Linked DNA regions of Homo sapiens: all the other regions are linked to region 1. Evidence: chromatin loops called from intact Hi-C (ENCODE). Cell type or tissue: PC-3. All regions are shown on one strand.

What was found. A loop is a pair of places that touch in the nucleus more often than their neighbours do. Peaks named below come from ENCODE experiments on the same cell type or tissue, not always from the same donor. Only the 100,000 strongest peaks of a DNase experiment are listed, where the experiment ranks them.
Region 2: a loop joins it to region 1, with 4 times the contacts of the local background. A loop is called at or near these places in 8 of 110 quality-filtered maps.
Region 3: it touches region 1 in a loop (3-fold over the local background); 13 of 110 quality-filtered maps call a loop at or near these places.

What each region holds. Positions count from the first base shown.
Region 1 is chr3:150,370,686-150,375,685 of GRCh38, forward strand. No RefSeq gene overlaps it. Among named protein-coding and RNA genes, the nearest start is that of TSC22D2, 35 kb to the right of the region's middle. RefSeq lists enhancers at 1-218, 1,177-1,471. In PC-3, a CTCF peak has its summit at 2,276 (motif pointing right); DNase peaks (open chromatin) are centred at 1,336 and 2,206; H3K4me3 peaks cover 2,251 bases; H3K27ac peaks cover 2,879 bases.
Region 2 is chr3:150,315,193-150,320,192 of GRCh38, forward strand. All of the region lies in intron 1 of LINC01214 (long intergenic non-protein coding RNA 1214), which reads right to left. All of the region lies in intron 1 of LOC107986141 (a long non-coding RNA gene), which reads left to right. Among named protein-coding and RNA genes, the nearest start is that of LINC01214, 6.1 kb to the right of the region's middle. In PC-3, no CTCF peak of the experiment used is centred here; DNase peaks (open chromatin) are centred at 2,489 and 4,929; H3K4me3 peaks cover 1,338 bases; H3K27ac peaks cover 2,085 bases.
Region 3 is chr3:150,236,297-150,241,296 of GRCh38, forward strand. It overlaps LINC01213 (long intergenic non-protein coding RNA 1213), which reads left to right and starts at 2,223. Exons shown (of 3, transcript NR_110168.1): 1 at 2,223-2,306; 2 at 2,639-2,702; 3 at 3,584-3,910. In PC-3, a CTCF peak has its summit at 2,891 (motif pointing right); DNase peaks (open chromatin) are centred at 1,365, 2,305 and 2,905; H3K4me3 peaks cover 2,596 bases; H3K27ac peaks cover 2,958 bases.

The sequences.
Region 1 (5,000 bases):
AATTCTGGCTCTGCTGCTTAGAAACTGGCAAGTTACCTGATTTCTTGGGACCTCCATTCTCTCATCTGTAAATTAGGACTAATAATACCTACAATGCAGGATATTTGTTAGGATTACACATTAGTTGGTACTCAATAAATGGCAGCTATTGAAAAGCAGTGTAGTATGGTGGTTAAAAGCATGGAGTCTGGATCTAGACAGAGGTTGAATCCTTGCTTTGTTACCTACTGTCTGTGTGACTGATTTTCTATGTGTCTCATTTTCCTAATCTATCAAGTGGGGATAATAATGGCACAGTTTCTATCTCGTAGAGTTGATGAAGAGATATGATGGTTATAATTCAGAGTCTGTCAGATAAAAAGCATTTAGTAGATGGAAGTAGCAGTGGTAGTATCAACAGCAGGAGTAGTAATAATTGTTGTTGTTATTATTATTACAAAATATACAGTGCAAGGCAACAGTTAAGACTGTGTGCTGTGGTGCTGAACCACTTGGATTCACATCCTGGTTCTACTCCTTTCCAGTTTTGTGATCTCACAGTCTCCATTCCCTCATCCTTAACCTGGGAATAATAATAGTATTGCCTTCATAGGATTTAATGAATTAATATATGTAAATTACTTCGAACCTGATAATAAACAATAAATAGTAAACAATAAATTTTAGCCAGAACAGTGATGGTAAACAATAAATAGTAAACAATAAAGGTTAGCCATTATATTCCCAAATTTCAATCAGCTATTGCTCCAGGATTTAGGCATTTCTGTGGGTAGTTTTAAAGTTTGATATCTTATACAATTAAATCAAATGTATGTATTATGTGGTGATTAACCTGTATACCAGTTCCCTGGGAAATAAACGGGCTTTCAGCCATAAAAGGTTTTCAGCTGGGTCCCCGCTGACCATCTCTTCAGTTTCTATGTGTATAGCAGATGGTGGACTGCATTTTTTTAAAGTATTGCTTCTAAAGGGAAGACTATAAAGTTCTTAGAAAAATAAAATGCTCTAATTACAAGAGAATGCCATTGTCTCGGCTGTCTCACCCCACATCTTAATGACCGATACTGTGGAATATGACACAAAGGGAAGAGATCTCATAATTAGGCACATTGGAGAATCTCCTCGTGTGCTACAGACTGTGATTTCCAGTGACACACCAAAAGCCAGCCACTATAAATCCCTTTTTACTTTTCTCTCTGGCTGTACTGCAGTAACAGCACAAGTCGTTCGTTCAGATACCGGAAAGGCTTACAGTCCAGGAAACTTTTTTTTCTTGTCTCCAGCCAATAATCTTGTAGCATGGTGATGTCACCCCACAGTTATGCAATATGACTTAACTGTTGGATAGGTGACAGGAATTCCACGGACACCAAGATCACAATGAAATTGCTTAGCTGCTAAATTAGTCATATTGTACATTAGAGATAAGTCACTTTTAAAAAAGCTGTGATTAACTGCCAGTTCAAATAGTACTATTCTTTGGGTAGGGAAGTCAGGACCCCATCACTCATAGTTTAAATGATCCCATCCAGTTATTCCAGCATCTGAGTAATACAAACAAGGTAGTTATCAAACTTCACAATATCACAGGCCACTTGAAAAGGGACCCAGTGTGAAAAGGAAACACTTTCTATCCTCTATATTTAGGAGGAATTTTGTACAAAATTTCCTGATTGTCTTCCAAAATTAGTAATTTTAATCTCTTGATGACTTTCCTAATCGAAATAGGATGAGAGTAGGATCCTGTTCCTCAATGATGACAAGGATTGTTTAGTATTGTTTTCTTTTTCTCACACAAACTGGGCTCTGTCCTACAAGTCAACTACACTGTGAAAGGGGACTTTTTACTGACCACAAGCCATGATGAGGTAGATGTCACTTATTCTACAATATCGATTGTTAGAATAATCCTTAAATCTTCCCATTTTTAACACATGTGTTAGAAAAACTTAGAAAACACTGAAAAGTACAAAAATAAGCAAAGCCCCCACAGTCCCATCCTTCCCAAAACAACCATAACTAAAACTTGGTTGTAATTTCTTCTAGCCTCAACAAAGATTGAATAAATACAACAGCCTAACAAACTTCTTGCCTGGCAGTGTGCTGAGTGCTGGGCATAGAAAGATAAATAAGACTTCATCACTGCCCCTCAGGAAGTACACAGCTTACTGTAATGGGGTATGTAAACACAAAAAAGGCATTTAGCCCAGGCTGCAGAGAACGGAATGTGGGGTGGAGAAGATGCAAGGGATTATCAGAGCAGATTAGAGAAATCCTAGAGTGGGACTATTCAAAGTTTTGTCCACTAGGTGACTGCAGATTTTACAAGCAACCAATAGAAACTGAGAGTCCTCATTTAAAATTTTCAGAGCAATTTGACAGAGTAACTGTAATTCTGTTGAATCTAATAATTTTTAAAATTGGGTTTGTCTTTTATATTTTTTATCTCATTTTTGTTGTATTTATTTTTATTGTATTTTCAAAAATATCAGTCCACAATGGATTGGAGATTTAAAAATATATAAAACTCTATTCTCATGATGAAGAGTTTGAAAACCACTATACTCAGAGATTCAATAGCTTAGCCAAGTGTAGGGTGACCAACCATCCGGTTTGTGCTAAAACTGGGAAAGTTACAAGCAAATCAGGTGAATTGGCCACCTTAAAAGTGTTTATTTCTAAGAAATAATTATCTTCATGAGTGAATAGATGAGATGAAGGGGAAGCAATCATCATCAAAGAAATAATAGAAGAAAAATTCTCTCAACTGAAAAGAGGTCAGTCATTAGGTCAAAAGGGTTCACTAACGGGCAGCCAAGATTAAAAAGAGTGCTGCAGCTAGCTGTACTTTCTAAATTTCAAGGGCCAAGACAAAAATCCTATATGATTACACAAATTGAGATGAACAAAATAATCAGGTGGTGAAACAGTATTTTCATTTCTAGTGAAATGAAATTTCTAACGAAAATGCTACATTTCTTTAACAAAAAAGATGCTTGCTTTCACTTTCTAAATTGAGAGAAAAGAAATAAGGAAGAATCGTCCTTTATATACAAATGTAACAATGAGGGTAATAAAAGGAAAACAGAAAACAATACCAGGGAAGAGTAACATGAGAAGATGCTAATATTAAGAATTAACATAATTTTTTTGATTTGGCTTCAAATTTGGCTCTCAGCTTCCTGGCTGGGGAAGAAGAGGTTAGAAATCACAATCATTAAAATTGTTGCTATGATGATGAAGGAAGAAGCATATATGTTTCTCAGCAAGACATGTTTTCCTGGTACTGAAATCTAAAACAAATTCAAAGAGTTTAATATTGGGGGCATTAAGTGGTGTGGTAGAGCTACCCTCGATAGCATTTCTACAGTAAACGTAGGAGTGAATTTCACATACCTGCTTCTTGCAGGGATCCTCAGGTCAGTGAAATCAAGATGTCTAAGCACATTATAGCCTATATACCTTATTTGATTCAAGGATAGAACTTAAGAGTACCCTAGAAGAGTAGGTAAGTGGCGTGTCACTTAGTATTCTCTGATTATTTCTCTCAGCCAGGCTTGTAAAATAATAGGTAATTTGAGGTCTCCTAATATCTGAAAGTAAGTTACTCTGGTGCTCTCTATCGCTGATTGAGGGTATACAAAACTTCCAGTTTCACAGGAGATACAATTGGACTTTGTTTACTTTCAGCACTGATATTAGCATTGGACATCAATTCTGTGCGAGATTAGGCTATTATGCTTCACATAATGAATATTATTTTAGTAGGTGTAAAAAGCCTTTAACATTCTTACTGGTTTTATTCCTCCTCTGGCACTCTCAATAAACTTAATAAATATTGTAGCACTTTCATTAATGCAAATGGCATTGTTTATCAAAATATTGTTATAATACCCAGTTCTCATAATTTTAAGTTAGAAAAACTTTCTTCATATGTAATCTGTTTGAATGAGCAAGAATCAGTTTGCAAATCAAGTATGTACATTATGATCAATTTTCAGAAAGTATGTATTTGTATGTATGTATTTCATAAATTGTATAATATCTACAAATATATAAGCACAGAAAAAGCATTAGAGAGATGCCTAATGTTAGCCCTGATTATCTCTGGGTGACAAGATTTAGATGACCTATTTTTTTCTTTTTACTTTTCCATATGTTTAAGTGTTCTACAATTAAACTAGTATTATCTTTGCAAGAAGAAAAATAATATCATTGTTTACTTAAAGGCATGTAGGGGTGAAAGCAATTAATGTCTCTATATCATCCCTAAGGCAAATCAGTCAGGTGATCATGCTGCCCTCTCAGGGCTTATATGTTGATTTTAAGAATTGCATAGTTTAAGAAACAGCACAATTTGGGCCAGACACAGTGAGCAACTTTGCCACTTTTGCAGCTATTTGACTTTGGGCAAATGTTTAAACTTTTGATTCTCTGGTTCTTCATCTTCAAAATGGAAACTGGATTGTTTTAAGCATAAATGAAATCTCTGATATAAAGTGCCTGGAATGAAATAGGTGCTCAATAAATATTATATGCTTATTTGCTGGCCCCATTCCTGAAAGTGTTAGACCTGGTTCTACAAGTGTTAGTGCTCTTCCCTACAGTGGCTTTATGCAAACCTGGCTTCAGTCCAATACAAGTATTGGAGGAATAAGGAGACTTAGTCTCATTTTTCCCTTGTTCACTACTTTAGAGATGAGAAAGGGAGGAAAAGGAAGACTTACTGCGGATCTACTAAATATCAGGCACTATGTTACGTGTGTTACTTTGCTTAAGGAAGGTTCTCTATTTTTTCCCAAACACTTAAACATCTGTGAAGTGTCTCAAGTTTCTACCTTATTAATACATTTATCTCTGGAGAACTATTTACATTATATCACCACTCATACTAAAGCAGTTTCGTTATTCCTGTTTTTATCCTCAAAGACTCTTAGCTGTGACATAGAGGTTTGGTGAGTTAGGTCACCATCACAGTTAGGTCACATTTTTAGAACTTC
Region 2 (5,000 bases), 55 kb before region 1:
GTTCAGAAATAGTTTATATTCATGGATAAAGAGAAGAAAAAGAAGCTACAATAAATAAGTGGATCTAGCCTGCTCCTTGAGTATATTAAGGGTTACGATTTCCTTAGGTTTGGTTAGGTTTTCCTTATGGGAGCCAAACATCTTGGTTACTGCCATTACTAGCGATGTGACCATGGGCAAGCTCCTTAACTTCTTTATCACTCAGGTTCCTCAACTTTATAATAAGGATAATAACTACTAGTCTATATTTCAAAGTGGATGTTTTCCGTATTGAATTATGCAATGTGTACAAACACTCAGCACAGTAGTTAGCCATAAGCACTCCATGAATGTTAACTATTATTATTGTCATTGTAATTGAGCTCTTTGTTTTCTTATAATGGTAAATTATGGGTGTCTTATGATTTGGGATTTCACCTCAGGACATATATCTTCTAGAGAAAAACACATAGACTATATTCAGTTAACCAGGGGATCATCCTACAGACAGGTGAGAAGGCATAGACTAGTTTCTGTGACATAAACTAGAAGAGAATTAATGAGGTGGTTGAGACCAGTCCAATGTTATTTGTAAACTGACCCAGTTTAGCAGTTTAATAAGAGGCTTGATTCTGAGGCTTAAATGAAATTTAAGAACTACTTGTGGCTTTGCTTTACCAACCCAGTTTTTGTTGCCCCAGTAACTCAGAATGTCTTGCTCCAGAGCTGCTGCCAGCCTCAGAGAATGTGGCAAATAGTCGTTGCTGACATGCATATCCTCCCCTCTCCTCTTTCTAGCACACACATCTTATGCTGCCCACCCACCTGATGCTCTGTTCTTACCAGTCCTACCAGTTCTCATTTTGCCTGAGAACTTCAGGGACTCAACAGCTGGGCCCAGGCTGAATTTGATATTACTGTGACTTGGCAACTTCATGTTAGTAGATCCAAACTCCCCATGCAGTCAAGGGCAGGGATGGTCCTAGATTCTGATGGTTTTAGAGCTGCCAGAAGGAGCATGAGAACTGTGGTCCATACTCATCCTGCCCTCACTTTCCTTCTGAGTGAATCCAAAGTCACAGAAAGCAAAGCAAAAATAATTCTCCTTGTTAAATACTGATCTAATTTATTAGAGCCCATCCAGAATATACCTGCCAACTGTCAGAGTCAGGAATTATTTAGTGGAATTTTAGAATCCCTAACAAGAGCTAGTCTCTCATTCTCTCCTAAAATTTACATTCCTGCCATCGCCAGAAATAAAAAAAAAAACAACACACAAAAAAAGCCATAGCCAAGCATGGTGGTGTGTGCCTGTAAGTCTCAGCTACCCTGAACACCGAGGTGAAAGGATCACGTGAGCCCAGAAGTTTGAAACCAGCCTGGTCAACTTAGCCAGACCCCATCTCTAAAAAAAAAAAGAAAAAAAAAAAGTTTAAAGCCTACATTCATAAACTCATGTGTCTTATTATAAAGGTATCCCCAAAAGATAATTTTGTTACCTTGGAAACTTCAGGTAACAATACTTCCCTTGGCAAGTCTGTCCTTTTCCTTTCTTCCTTCCTACCTTTGGGTGTAACCTAAACCTTTCCTGATGTTACTTAGGCCCATAGGATCAGCTCATGTTAAGATTTTTATGAGATCCTTGCCCAATCCATGCACATCAGTCCATCAACTCTATGCTCAGTATTTTCTATTTAAGTTGTTCACTGCTGACTGCTTTCACAGGCACACCGTGTGAGTTCTAGTTTAAACATTATAAAGTGGAGTGAGGATGTCTTCTTACATTGGAAGATGATCTACAACTTATCAAGTGCTCACCATTGAAATTGTAATTACTTCATGCCTCATTACAGATAACATGAAATATCTTGTTTAGCATCTATGGAACAGCAATAATTATATCTGCTTGAATATATCTCAGTTAGAGCTTTCCAAAAAAAAGATATTTAACAGTGGAACAATACTCAACAACTATAATAATTATAAACTAGATGTATCCTAGCCCTATTCTATTTCATTATTTGGCAGTATATGCATGAGTTCATTTTATGATTTTCCAAAATCTATCAATGATAAGGAAATTATTAGATTGCTTCTGAATTTTCAATTATAGTTCTTTTCCTAATGATGTGTATTCTCCTTGGATTCCTTAGCTCACCAAAACTTTTTTTCATCATAGCCAAATTCTGACAGAACTATGTTTGAACTATACTTACCCTTTAAATTCTAAGGCTAATTGTAAATTTTTCATCATCCTTTTAATATGGCAAACTTTATTGAGAGGTAAAGAATCAGTTAAATTAAAAAAATTTTAATTATGAATCATCAGGGCAGCTAAGACCTCAATAAACCATTTTTTACATGAATTTGGAAAGGAACTATTTCCTCCAAGCAGACTCTGCCCTCCCCTGCCTGCACCCAGGGTACAGGGCTTGGTGAGTGGAGCACAGACAGGATGTCAGTGCCCTTGAGTCCCCTTTGTAGAGCACAACAGCACAACCATGCCCAGCGGCTCTAGGAACAGTGTCAAAATTAGCTTTATTTACAAAGTTACTCATCTTTATTTACTAAGTTGATCCAACCAGTTCAAACACACTTCTAGGACAAAACCTAGAAATGAGCATACTGACCAGAACGTCAAAGTAAAGTTAAAGTAAAAAATGAATGAGGGGTATGGTAGAATCATGAGTTAGTTAAATTTATAAGGATAACTGAAAGAATAAAACCAAAATTAAGCTACCTACCTCTGATATGGAAGTCAATGGGCTATAGACACTTTTGCTTATCTCTTAAGTTAGTTTCATGGGACTTCTGGTTTGACTATTTTCTTTAAAAAAATTTATGGAGATAAAAATTGATAAAATCTTCTCACAGTATGGTTTGGAAGCAACTCTTAGAAATTTGAATGGGCAAATCTTCGGCCCAGCAATTTCATTCTAAATACCTGTCCTAAAGAAATACACATATTAACAAAGAGTACAAGGATTGTAACAATATTTCCAATAGCAAAAAAAAGACTGCACAAAAATTCATCAATAATGGGTTGATAAAAACAAATCTTTGTGTGCCCATATTGTAAATGTAATAATCATATGATTCTATTTGAACTGACAAGGAATAAGACCAAAGAAAATATACCAATGAAGCAAAAAAGGCAAATAGCAGAATAGTAGAAATCCCATTAATGTAAGAAAAATGCGTGTGGTAAATGTGCAGATATATGTATGTATGTGTAAACGCATAGAGAGGTATTTAGGAGGACATATTCCTAAGTGGTCATTGCTGAGGAAGAGTGTGAGATTTGAGGAGTTGGAACAGAGATGGGAGGGTAGAAAATTGGGAGAGGGGATTCATAAGGGACTTTTAGTTTCTGCTCTATATGCCTTTGCAATTTTTTAAACAATAAGCATGAATTACTTTTATAATTTAAAAGTAATTTTAAAGAATTTTAAAGATAAAAAAAAGAAAGAAAAATGATTACTCATAACTGCATCACCCAAACACAACAATTTTCATTTACATGTATTGCCTCCCAAGCTTTTAATATGAGTTTAAGTATGGGGAAAATATATAAAATTTCAAAATTACATAATAAGAATGTTGCTATATAGTCATTATAACTTTGAATTTTATATTTTTAATATAAACTACATAACTACAGTATATGAATTGCCATTTTGTTGCAAATAACTATCATCTGGTATTGATGCATATACATACAATTATTGTACCAGAATGTAATCAACCAAAGCAGTATGCTAGCTGCTTTGGACTTTATGCTCTTCTCATAAACAATGCAGAAAAAAATAGTTTATAAGGTATTCTCTCTTTGGATTATATCTTTAAGGAAAATTATAAGTTGCAAAGTGATCAAATTAAACAAGAATTTAAACATTGCATAACTCTTAATATACATTGCCAATTTTCTTTTCAAAAGTATAGTTTTAACCTTATTGCCACAAAAAGTGTATTAGTTTTACTTCATCTTCACTAGCATTGGGTATTAATTTTTTAACTACTCTGGCCAAGTACAACAATATATTTCTTGAATAAATTATAAATTTGAACATTTCCCTTGTGTTACAACTGCAGTTGACAGTTCAGGTCATTTTTGATTTATTTAACAATTTTGCTTTTACTAATAACAATAATAGGTAACTCCCATTGAGTGTTTATCAAGTTCTAGGCACTGTTCTAAGTATTTTACATATATATCACATCTAAACCTCACAAAACTCCAAAAAGTATTACCATAATAACCATTTTACAGATGGAGAAACTGGGACCCAGATAAGTTTATATCATAGGAAGTCTAACATCAAAGCTGAGGCTCTTACTGTCACCTCACTATATAGCTGTACATGAGTGTATTAAATAATTAAGATGTCATCCCTTTACCTGTCATACTTACCAAAAGTATTTTCCCAGTGTTTTGTATTTTTGTTGTTCTGGTGTTTTTATATGCAGAACATATTAATGTTCTTATAATCAATTGAGCTTTTTCTTCATTTTGTAATTATTTCTATCATTTCGAAGCTTATAAAGATGTCTCTGTTCCAGAGACTTGAGAAATTTTCAAATCTGTTTTCTTCCCATGTGTACATACATGTGTAGTATGTACAAATATATGTATGTGAATATATTAATGTATTTGTACGTGTGCATATATATACATAAACACAGACATATGCACATACTCTTTTTAACCCATGCAGACATTGTCTTGCTGTACAATAATACAAGGCATTTGGGGCTGTTTTTCTGACCCTGACACTGTTGCTGGGCTGAGAATTACTCTGCCAGTGTCCAGATGAGATACTGAGCCACCAGGATTTAAATCTTCAACTTACCTTTGCTCCAAGTGATATGATTAAGCAGAGATTACTTAACCCAAGCCCCAGTGAGTCATTCCAAACCCTTGAATCAGTCTGACAAATCCACAAAGCTTCTGTTGAATTACTGCCTTGGAGAATTCTTTGCCTGACTGGTTGAACACTGGATGACTGCAAGCCTGATGATTT
Region 3 (5,000 bases), 130 kb before region 1:
AGTTTTACATTGGATTTTGTGTTTTAAGCCTATAAAAAACTTGATTTAGGATTTCACTGGAGCCTGGCAGAATAATTTAAAGGGAGAATTTCTTGAGAAATGGAAATCAGTACTGGTTTTTCCAAAAGTTTTGTTGAGATTATTTGTGATTGCTCTTATTTTTATAGTGAGTACAGCCCCTCCTTCCCCTTGCCTTCTGCCTCCCTTTTGTATGCATAAGACAGCCTCATTCTGGTGGCCTGTCTTGAAAATCACCATAATGGAATATATATGAGGATTAGGCACAGAAATGTCAGGCCTTATTAAATTTCAGTAGTCAAACTCGCTTTTGTGTTTCCCATTACCTCTCTGGTCTCTGAGACTTTCCAGAGAGGAATAACTCTCCATGTCCCATAGGAATTGTACCCCCTCCCCCAGTTTTAGCAGAACCTTGCCTGTTGTCAGTCATTATTGGAAGACTATGATGTTTTCCACTTTCATTGACTTTTAAAAAATTCTCTTGCAAAGAAGACCTTTGGGTGATTCATGCAATCAAATTCTGTTAGGGAGGAGAAAGTCTAGCTGTCAGTGGTATTATTAAATGCCCGGTGTAAAACCACGGAATCTGGGCATTCATACCCCCTCTCCCCAAGGAGCTCAGTGAGCTTTGGATGCATTACTTTCCTTTATTCATCCTCACAAGGGAACTCGAAGAGGAAGAGGGGGGCCAGGCTTCTTTAAACAATCTTCCTAGCATTTGTAGCTGCTGTAGTATACGTGGTACGATAGTTCCCCCACCGTAATCCACAGTTTTGCTTTCTGTGGTTTCAGTTACCTGCAGGACAGTATTATAAGATATTTTAAGAAACAGAGAGAGACCACATACACATAAATTTTATTAGAGTATATTGTTATAATCGTTCTATTTTATAGTTATTGCTGCCAATCTCTTACTGTGCCTAGTGTTTAAATTAAACTTTATCATAGGTATGTATAGGAAAATATATAGTCTGTATAAAGTTCTGTACTATCTGCAGTTTCAGGCATACCCCTGCAGATAATGGGGGCTACTGTATATACATTGTTTTTCACTCTAGGTGCCTCCAACTAAGTAGAAGTGTGGAGACTCGACAAGGTTTAGAAGGAACCTAAAATAGCTATTAAAGGTAGAGCCACCAGATCAGCGCAGCTGTCAGGGTTTGAAGGCACCCCTGCTTTTGGAGTTGGCAAAGACCTAAGGAATCCACCGCAAGGAGAGAAGGAGGGGGCATGGACACACACAGGTGATTTAGGAGCCTGAGGATACACCTCACTCCCAGGCAAGCTCTCCCACCCTCTGCCGCCAAGGAGAGTGCTGGCACATCTCTCTGGCAGTCTTCCACCTGAAAGAGCTAATCTGCCAGTCATCGCACACTCATCTTCCTGTGGGCTGCCAGGAAGAATCTGGGTCAGTGGGAGTTTACAGCTGTAGGAGCAGCCAGACCAGGTCATGAACTATGGTTCATCTACTTTGCAGAAAAGATTTAATGAATCCTTTAAGGCTATGTTGCCTCTCCCAGGGGTATTTGCATTTATAAAAGAACCAATGAATAAAACCATTATTTTATATGGGAAATTGGCAAATCAAGTGGAGGAGGCATTTAAGGCCTAGTAGATCCCTCACCTAGCCATAGATTATACCAGAAGTGTGGTCGATAACTACTGTACCTATTCAACATGCAGGGCATAGGAACAGCATGGAGACTGGCACGGAGGAGGGCTGAATTCCCAGAGGGCTGCCGCCAACTCAACAGTGAGGGGCTCAGACCCTTCACCTCTGTGGGTGTCAGTGTGCTTCTCTGTAGAATGAAGGGTAGGAAGAAGAACCAGTCCACACCGCTCCTTCCACTACCTCCTTTCCTCATCCCTCTTCCTTCTCTTTCACTGTTGGGGCGGCTGTGTGGATATCAGAGTTCAGCTGTACAAGCCGGAGTGGGAAGTTTTGGCTGATTGCCAGTTTTCTTCAGAATTTCTCTACAAGTTGAGTTAGGGAGCAGCAAGCTGGTGGCAGGGTGGAACCAGTGTTTGTTGTGCTTTCCATAAAATGAGATCCATCTCTTCCAAGCCACCCTTTTCTCCAGTACTGACTAGCTGATCTCCAAGATACCTGATGGTCTAGTTTCAGGATTAGCCCTGTGGTCTGACCCGCTGGCTACTCCAGATGGAACTGTCTCCGGGCTCTTCTGTGTGCTTAGCCTTCCCTCTGGGCAGAAATGCACCAGGGAAAGGACATAACGAAACTGGTTTTATCAGAACAGCCTGCCTGAGAGAGATCAAGCAGGGCACAGGTAAAAATGTTAATAAAAATTAAAAATAGAACCTGCAGAACAGGTATTGCTCTTTTTCAGTTGGCAGAAGCCTGCTGCCAATATCAGAGTGATCCCTACCAATGTGATGAGTGTGGGGAAGGCCATAGAAAGGACCGGCGAATGCTGGCATTGATGTGTGTTATTTTAACATTTCTGAAATCCTGTTCTTAGTCTGCACACCTTGTCCGAGGCTCCGATGTTATCCAGGTGATTCATCATTTAATGCTGTTGGCTTCAACATGGATTTAATGGTAACTAAACCAAGTGCACACTATGTGAAGATCTATTCACTTGGAGGTCCTTCATTTCAGGTCACCAGGTATGCCCCTGGGCTCCTGCCGCAGCTGATCGGGTGCTAGGTGCTGAGGATACACGGTGAGTTCCTTCTCTCCCCTCAGGGGCCGGTGTCTGGATGGGTAACTTTAATATGATGTCGGATACAGAGAGGGCCAAAAGAACATGAAGGAAGGCCCTTGACCTCCCAGGTGGTGAGCTGGAGACCTTGGGGAGATGGAGTGAGGTGCAATTTGCAGGAAGAAAGGAGTTACCCAGGTGAGCGGGAGGAAGGCAATGGCATTCCCAGTAGAGGGAGCTCTCTTTTTGTATATTGTGGACAGGAAGGAAGTGGGAGGTGGAAGGTGGGAAGAAGGTGGTCAGAAGGAAGAAAAGGAATTGCATTCTCTCCCTTTCCTACCCATCTGCACTCTTATTGCTGCAGAAATAGAGAGAGAAAATCCACATCTAGGGATGGTTTTTATCAGCTTAAAGGAGGTAGAATAAATTTGGATTACTGTTTCTAATAGCAACAAAACAAACAAATCAGAAAACCCAAGCTGCATGCAACCTGAATGTCTATCCATAGACATTGCTTAAACAAACGCAGTACATTCATATATATTATGGAATAATATGTAGTTTTAAAAAAAAAATAAGATAGCTTTATATGTAGAGAGATATCCAAGAAATATTAGTAAATAAAAAAGCAAGTCATAGGAAAATATATATAGTGTATACGTTCCCATTTATGTAAAGAAATATATGCATCTTGCTTGCGGTCATGTATTTTTGTGCATCTATATACATGCACATATATAAACACATAGAAAAAGGGTCTGGAAAGATTCTTAACTTCTGGGGAGGGAAGTGGGATTGGAGGATGGCAAAGAAGGACTTTCACTTTCTGCTCAGTTTGCTTCTATATTGTTTATATTTTTACCCGAGAATATATTACTGAGGTAATTTTTTTTTTTTTTTAGTCTGGGAGAAAGCAATTGGAAGAAATGCAAAGCTCTTCAAAGGAGACCTATAAAGTCATCTTTGTTTTGTTCATTCTTCTCATGTTTCTGCATTCTGGGCATTCTCCTAAATTGGGGAGAAACCAAAATGCCCAGAAGTCAAATTCTGCAACTGTCATCATGCAAAATGTCAAATGAGAGAACCAAAGTATGCTGGATTCTATATTGTTAGGAAGGGATGGTTAATTTGATTGACTCTTGGGAGCTATTTTTCTAGCATTAAGTAATTCTAGGGAACCCTTCTGTGATCATCTCTGAGTAAATAAAGAAGTGAAATTGCAATTCAAATAAGGAATCAACTTTAATGCTCTCATAGAGAATATAAGCCAAATTACAGTGTGAATTTAAATTGTAATATGTCAGAGGCACATTATCTCAATGGCAATATTTTCTAAAATGTCTCTTCTTTTTTTTTTTTTTTTTTTTTTGAGACGGAGTTTTGCTCTTGTCCGCCAGGCTGGAGTGCAATGGCTTGATCTTGGCTCACTGCAACCTCCACCCAGGTTCAAGTGATTCTCCTGCCTCAGCCTCCCAAGTAGCTGGGATTACAGGCATCCGCTGCCACGCCCAGCTAATTTTTGTATTTTTAGTAGAGATGAGGTTTCACCATATTGGCCAGGCTGGTCTCAAACTCCTGACCTCAGGTGATCTGCCTGCCTCGGCCTCCCACAGTGCTGGGATTACGGCTGTGAGCCACCGCTCCCAGCCTAAAATGTCTCTTCTTACCCAGCTTCCACCTCCAAGCACACATGCCTCTCACACATCTGTGATTTTGTTATCTAGTACTGAGCCAACAACAAAGCAGAACATCTAGCACCAACAAATATTTAGATGATACACTGTTAAAGCAGCTCCCACTAACACCAGATAGGCTTAGGGGTCATTTTGCTCTTTAGCATCTCCCCTACCGAAGCCTGCAGAAAATTTCTAAGCTTATCTGGTGCCGGTGGGAGCTGAGTTCAACCCCGCTAGACAACAGAGTCCCAGACTGTATGTCCCAGATTCAACCTCTGGTTCATGTCAGATCTAGCAAGAGTTTGGGGCCACCTTAACTTTTCAACTTGCCAGGGATAGAAAATGTGGATGGCCTTTCCCACTGTTTATTTATGTGGGTCAGGTGGCTTCACCTGGGTAGGCTCCCATTTCCTCACATCCGCAGGGGTGCGCACTTTCTAGACCAGAGAATGTGTTTAAACCCCATGTGACCCTTGAGGAAAAAGCTCTAATAGTAAAGAAGATCCTCTGTTTGAAGAGAAGGGCAAGGCAGTCTCACACCAAACAAAGCAATCCATATAAGACCCTTTTCTTCTGCCTCAGGAATTCTTTCTTTTCTTTTCCTTTTTTTTGGTGGGGGGTGGGGGTGGGGGACAGAGTCTCA